2 separate regions of the Homo sapiens genome follow, and region 2 is linked to region 1. A link is a loop called in an ENCODE intact Hi-C map of the cell type or tissue named here. Cell type or tissue: ascending aorta. All regions are shown on one strand. Each heading gives the region's core, and the rest is flanking DNA. Links, peaks and the distances in the headings are about the cores only.

The links. Hi-C counts contacts between places; a loop is a spot of excess contacts. Peaks named below come from ENCODE experiments on the same cell type or tissue, not always from the same donor. Only the 100,000 strongest peaks of a DNase experiment are listed, where the experiment ranks them.
Region 2: it touches region 1 in a loop (2.0-fold over the local background); 2 of 110 quality-filtered maps call a loop at or near these places.

Annotation. Positions count from the first base shown.
Region 1 is chr2:96,526,495-96,529,297 of GRCh38, forward strand. It overlaps LOC105373496 (a long non-coding RNA gene), which reads right to left. Exons shown (of 3, transcript NR_135564.1): 3 at 1,446-1,689. Among named protein-coding and RNA genes, the nearest start is that of ARID5A, 8.9 kb to the right of the region's middle. RefSeq lists silencers at 706-1,045, 1,196-1,295 and an enhancer at 2,156-2,305. In ascending aorta, for the core only: a CTCF peak has its summit at 1,258 (motif pointing right); DNase peaks (open chromatin) are centred at 1,287, 1,637, 2,027, 2,317 and 1 weaker place; H3K4me3 peaks cover 2,000 bases; H3K27ac peaks cover 2,500 bases.
Region 2 is chr2:96,351,868-96,354,670 of GRCh38, forward strand. It overlaps NCAPH (non-SMC condensin I complex subunit H), which reads left to right. Exons shown (of 18, transcript NM_015341.5): 7 at 1-153; 8 at 1,439-1,530; 9 at 2,316-2,521. Among named protein-coding and RNA genes, the nearest start is that of NCAPH, 18 kb to the left of the region's middle. In ascending aorta, for the core only: no CTCF peak of the experiment used is centred there; DNase peaks (open chromatin) are centred at 1,554, 1,794 and 2,442; H3K4me3 peaks cover 813 bases; H3K27ac peaks cover 1,748 bases.

The sequences.
Region 1 (2,803 bases), core at 239-2,738:
CCCAGAGCCAGAGAGCTTCTGCACCTGCAAAGCCCGGCTCCCTGCTTCAGACTGAAGGTGGGGACCTGAAGAGAATGCATACAGGCACCTCAGACTGGACACAGGGGTTGCGGGGGGAGCGGAGGGGAGCCCCTGGGCCCACCCCACCCACTCCACCCTGGCAATTCAGCTTGAAACAAATGATTAGCCTCTCTGTATAGATCCATGTTTCTCTCCTGGGCATGTCGGTTCGGTAAAACCCCGTTCATTTGGGCCTCACTGTGACCTCTAGGACGCTGGCCAAAGGGCAAGCGCCGCCAGGCCAAGGGGCCTGGGAGTGAAATCGTGGGTGAGGATAGGTGACAGGGGTGTTGAATCGGCCCGAGCGGTTCTTTCTTTTCGAGTTAATTTCGCATTGGTCTCTAGGATGCAAGCTTGTCCAACGCGTGGCCCAAGGGCGGCATGTGACTGAGGAAGGTTTTGAATGCGGCCCAAATTCATAAAGCTTTCTTAGAACACTGAGGTATTTTCGCGATTTTTTCTTTTAGCTCACCGGCTGTCGGTAGTGTTAGTGTATTTTACGTATGGTCCAAGACAATTCTTCAACTTCAAAAGACGGAACGCCCCTGCAATGGGACGCCAGACACCTCTAAGAGTGGGTGTAGGCCTCCAAAAGTGTCCACATGATACTTCCAGAAAAACTTCACATGCGGAGGTGTGCAGGAATGTGCGTGCTGCTAGAAAAGAGGCCTAAGGGGTCTGCCCAACGTCCTGAGAACCCGAGAGAGCAGGGCCCGCTGGGACAGGCAGGGGAAGGCCTCGGGAGGGACACGACGGTCCGGCAGCAGAGCCTGCGGGGCTGGAGGAGGCGCCCTCCTCTCAGCTGCTCTTCCTGCCCCTTTCGGTGGCGAAGATGGATGGGGCCCGGGGCTTTCGGCGGGGCCCGAGGGGCCGGCGAGGCTGCGGCCCTGGAGCCCCCTGCCTGGCAGCCATTTGGGCCCCAGGGAAATATCGGCGCTTTGGCTAACCGAATTATTCTTTCGGTTTGAGCCAGCTCCCCTTTTTGAGTCAGATCCGGCGGCAGGGCCAGAAAAGCGCTTTCTGAAACCCCAGCGCGGTCCTCGGTGGGGGTGGAATGGGGTGGGGTGGGGGGCGCGGCCGCGCCGCTGGGCGCCCTCCCCGCCCTCCCCCCTCCCCACCCCCAGTCCTCCCTCCGCTGCCCGCCCCCCAAGCCCGGTGTCGCCCCCTCCGCCCCCTGCCGCATCCCCGGAGCCAGTGCCCACAGGGGCCAGGCAGCCCGCAGGGGTCGCTCACGGCTGGTGTAGGGGCTTGGTCCACCACGCTAGTACTTCGGGCACCAAAATAGAAAAAGAATAACGCTTGGAAAGAATCTGATGTTTCCGAAGGAGCATCGAAAATCGCCGTTACGGGAAAAGTAAAACTCTTGAGGGACTTCCTTACACTAATTTAACTGTCCCGGGTTGTTTTTATTTCTAATTGTGCTGGGGGGATGGGCATCATGATCTGTTTTCAGGGCTTAATGCCCCCTCCACGGTCCCTGGGGGACCTCTGGCCTTGGTGCCTCTCCAGGACATCCTGATGTCTCCGAGGTCCCATTTCAACTCCCTGGGGTCCCGGGCTGCCCAGCTGTTATTTTGCAGAATTTCTCTCCCACAGTGTCACCAGTAGTTCTGCTTATCGCTCCTGCCACTGAGTCACAAGGGGAGGAGGGGATTTCTGAGCTGTTTCAACACTTACCCAGAATATTAGGGGTTTCATGCAGCCCTTGTTTATTTAAAAAAAAAAAGAAAAGAAAGAAAGAAAAGAAAGCCCCAAAGCCAACAAAATATGACACACACGTACAGAAGGAGGGAAGGCAAGGGGGTGGGGGCCTTGCAGAACCAAATGGCCTATCTGCTGAGCTGGGGCTGGAGCTGGAAGTCAGGTTTCCTGTCCCCACTCCCCCAGCCTGGGCCCACCCCGTGCCTTCTGTTTCACCCAGGGCTGTGGAAACCAGCTAATGTTTATGGAGCACTTCCTCCCGCCAGCGGGCACAGTTCTAAGCCCTTTATAAGAAATAGCTCATCCAATGCCCGTAACTGCACCCGGAGGCGTGAGGGCTGTTATTGTGCCTGCCAGCCGGTTTCATAGATAGGAGACAGCACGGAGAGTTCAACTGCACTGGGGTACTTGGGTTTCCTGTGGAGAAAAATTTGCCCATCGCTTTGGCACAGAATCTGTGCCAAGACAGATTCTCAGCCAAGGCAGGCCTCAGAGTCCCCAGAGTCCAGCTACAGGATGCCCAGAACCTCCCTCCAGCTGAGACAAGCTGGCCAGGGGCTTGGGACCTCTGAGCTCCTTGGGGAGCTGAGGGGGCGCTGTCCTGGAGTCCAAGACCTGGGCTGTGTTCACTACCCCTGGCCAGGATTCAGCAGCAACACAGATAACCAGGAAAGGGGCTGTGGCCTGAGCAGCCAGCCTGCAGCCATAGGGAGGGTGTGACTCCAGCGAAACTCCAGCAAGAAGGGCCGCATGTGAGGTCAAGTCCCCAGCATCTAGAATGTGCTGCCCTTGACAACTAGGAAGCGCTAACCCCTGGGGAAGAAAGGGCAGATGTTGCCTGGTGATGGAGGGAGATGTGGGATAGGGGTGGAGGTGGGTGCATGGCCTCTTCCTCCTCCCTCTCCTCCGTGCCCTTCATTCTCCTTCTGTGGATCTTCATTGAGCACCTACTGTGCACCTGCCCTCAGTGGCCTCTCACTTCCTCCTCTTCCTTCCCAATTCCTTTACCAACTGTGAGATCTTTTGAAGCGACTGTGAGACC
Region 2 (2,803 bases), core at 103-2,602, 170 kb before region 1:
ATGAGTGCAGCACAGCAGGGGTGTTTCTGTCCACTCTCCACTGCCAGGACTACAGAAGTGAACTGCTGTTTCCCTCTGATGTCCAGACTCTCTCCACGGGAGAACCTCTCGAGTTGCCAGAGTTAGGTTGTGTAGAAATGACAGATTTAAAAGGTAAGTACAAGTGATGCCTTTCACCAGAGCATTTCAGTCATTGGGGAATTTTTTTACATAACCATGGGGTACAATAAGCCCATCATGCTCTTATGTTGCTTAAATTACCCAGAAGTTTCCTCTGGAATGCCAAATTGTGTATCCTTTTGGGAGTGCCTTGCAACCCACTAACTTTTGTCTTCTCTGCGGCGTGGAGTCTAAAACGGTAAACCATCGCCTCTTGGTCTTGATGTGCCCGGTACCTTAGGTGCCCACTGTTTGCAGTCAGCTCTCCAAGTCACATTTGGGAGACCTGGGTTCCTCCTGGAGTGTCAGTTTGTTCTTGGGAAGGGGACTTAGAGAGACCTTTGCCTAGCCAGAGAGGCTTTGTTTTTATTTGCTCCCCATCCAGGGGGCCCTGAGGAGAAGAGAGCGTTGTGAATTGTTTTGAGACTCCTCTGCAGCAGTCTAAGAACTGATCTCTCCTATTATCAGTCCCCTATACTGGCTTGACAGAGATTTTAGCATCCCTCCCATATACGCCTCCACGCCTGAGTTGGGGGTTCTCCTTGGGATGTTGTAATGAGGTGCCAGCAGGTAGGGAGGCCAGGTGCGTGCAGTGCAGTAGCTACACTTGGGGTCCCAGAAGAGCTGCCCCCTCCTGCACATTTCCAATGCAGTGTTCGTACTCTCGCTGATCTTCATCTCAAGTGCGGTCATTTTTATGTGTTGAATGAAATTAATACTTCCCCTCCAGGCTGGGCAGTTGTTAGCTCCCATTCTTGTCATTTCTATTCTTGCCTCAATTTTGTTTAGTATAGTTTTTGTGCTAACGATCTATTTTCCAAGTTTGTGCTCTCATTTGGGGCTCTAATCCCCTGAAGTAAGTCTTCTCTAGTTTGGGACTAAAAATAAGTTAAAGTACCATTACATGATTGCCTATGTACTTGGTGTATTTTTAAGACGAAGCGTTTGATTTCCCAGCTATAGCATAGGTCACAGAATTCATTTCAGAATCGAATGTCTGTGCTTTAGGTTTCTCCTCTAGTATTTTACTAATTTGTGCGATGACAGTGCATAGCCTCACTCCAGCGTGGGTGTGGCCGACGCATCTGCTCGCTCCCAGAAGAGGCAGGGACACAGACTGGCAGCTAGCCAGCCACTGATGATACTTGAGCCTTTGCTGGAGGACAGTGAGGTAACTGTGCCTCTCATCTCTCGTCCCACTCAGTATCATTCTGAAGGGAGTAAGGAATGCACTTGACCCCCTTCTAATCTCTCTTTGTGATCTTGCTATCCTCTCCAGCGCCCTTGCAGCAGTGTGCAGAAGATCGCCAGATCTGCCCTTCCCTGGCCGGGTTCCAGTTTACACAGTGGGACAGTGAAACACATAATGAGGTGTGGTCAAGTTTTAGTGGCTCATGGTTTCAGTTAGTTGGCTCAAGAGTGGTCCTGCCCAATGGGAACCAAAACTGTGGCATCATCTTTATTTAGCCAGGAGTACAGAAAATATTTCCTTTGGCACTTCTGTAGGGACAAAAACCCTGAGGGAGGAGGGTAGGGTTGTGAACCCCAGCAGGACTATTCTAGAGGTAAGTGAGTTCCAGGATCAGCTTTATGTCCTCTCTTCTGCTATCCTAGGGTAAGGCGGCCCTGGCATTAATCAGTGAACATTTATAATTAGATTTACTCTTGAATGTGGTTATCCCAGTGGCCTCGAATCTCTTAGGCTGCCGTCAAGCTTGAGGAATTTCCTGCTCTTTGGGGTTGAATCCCTTGGCACAGAGTTTCCTGAGAAATTGTCATGTGTAGAGCTTTCCTCTGTGTATTTTTAGCATGGCCCCCTTTAGCCTACTTACTACAATTTCCAAAATAAATGATCTCCATGGAAAACTGTTTTCTGCAAACATGTAGTTAATGGGTACAGAATCCTGTTTCATGTTTTACAAAATGTGCCTGACAACAATGCAGCTTCCTCCTGTGCTGCACAATATAAACTTCCCCCTCACTGTACTATCGTGAGAGTCTTGGCCCAGGCAGGCAGGGGATGGGAAAGGGAAGGGTGGCTCAGGGGAAGGAGGAGGCTGGAAACTGAAATTTAAGGGTGAGAAGGCTGTCCCTCCAGTGGTGATTTGGGGTGGTTATAGGAATGAGAATTACAGAACCCTCTTTTGTCCCTCCAGTCTGTGTCGGCCCTGGTAGACAAGTTTAAGAAGAATGACCAGGTATTTGACATCAATGCTGAAGTTGACGAGAGTGACTGTGGAGACTTCCCCGATGGGTCCCTGGGGGATGACTTTGATGCCAACGATGAACCTGACCACACCGCAGTTGGGGATCATGAAGAGTTCAGGAGCTGGAAGGAGCCCTGCCAGGTTCAGAGCTGCCAGTAAGGCTCTCAGAGTCCGAAAGTGTTTCTATAGGAGTTTTCCATTGGTTCTTTTTTCTTTTTCTTTTTTTTCTAATTAAAAAATTTTTCTTTCTTTTTTTTTCCCCCCCCAAAAATAGAGACGGGCATCTCACTGCATTGCCCAGGCTGGTCTTGAACTCTTGGGGCTCAAGCAATCCTCCTGCTTTGGCCTCCCAAGGTGCCAGGATTTCAGGTGTGAGCCACCATGCCTGGGCACTATCAGTTCTTAACAGATTTCCTGCTGGGGTGATTGAATTTGAT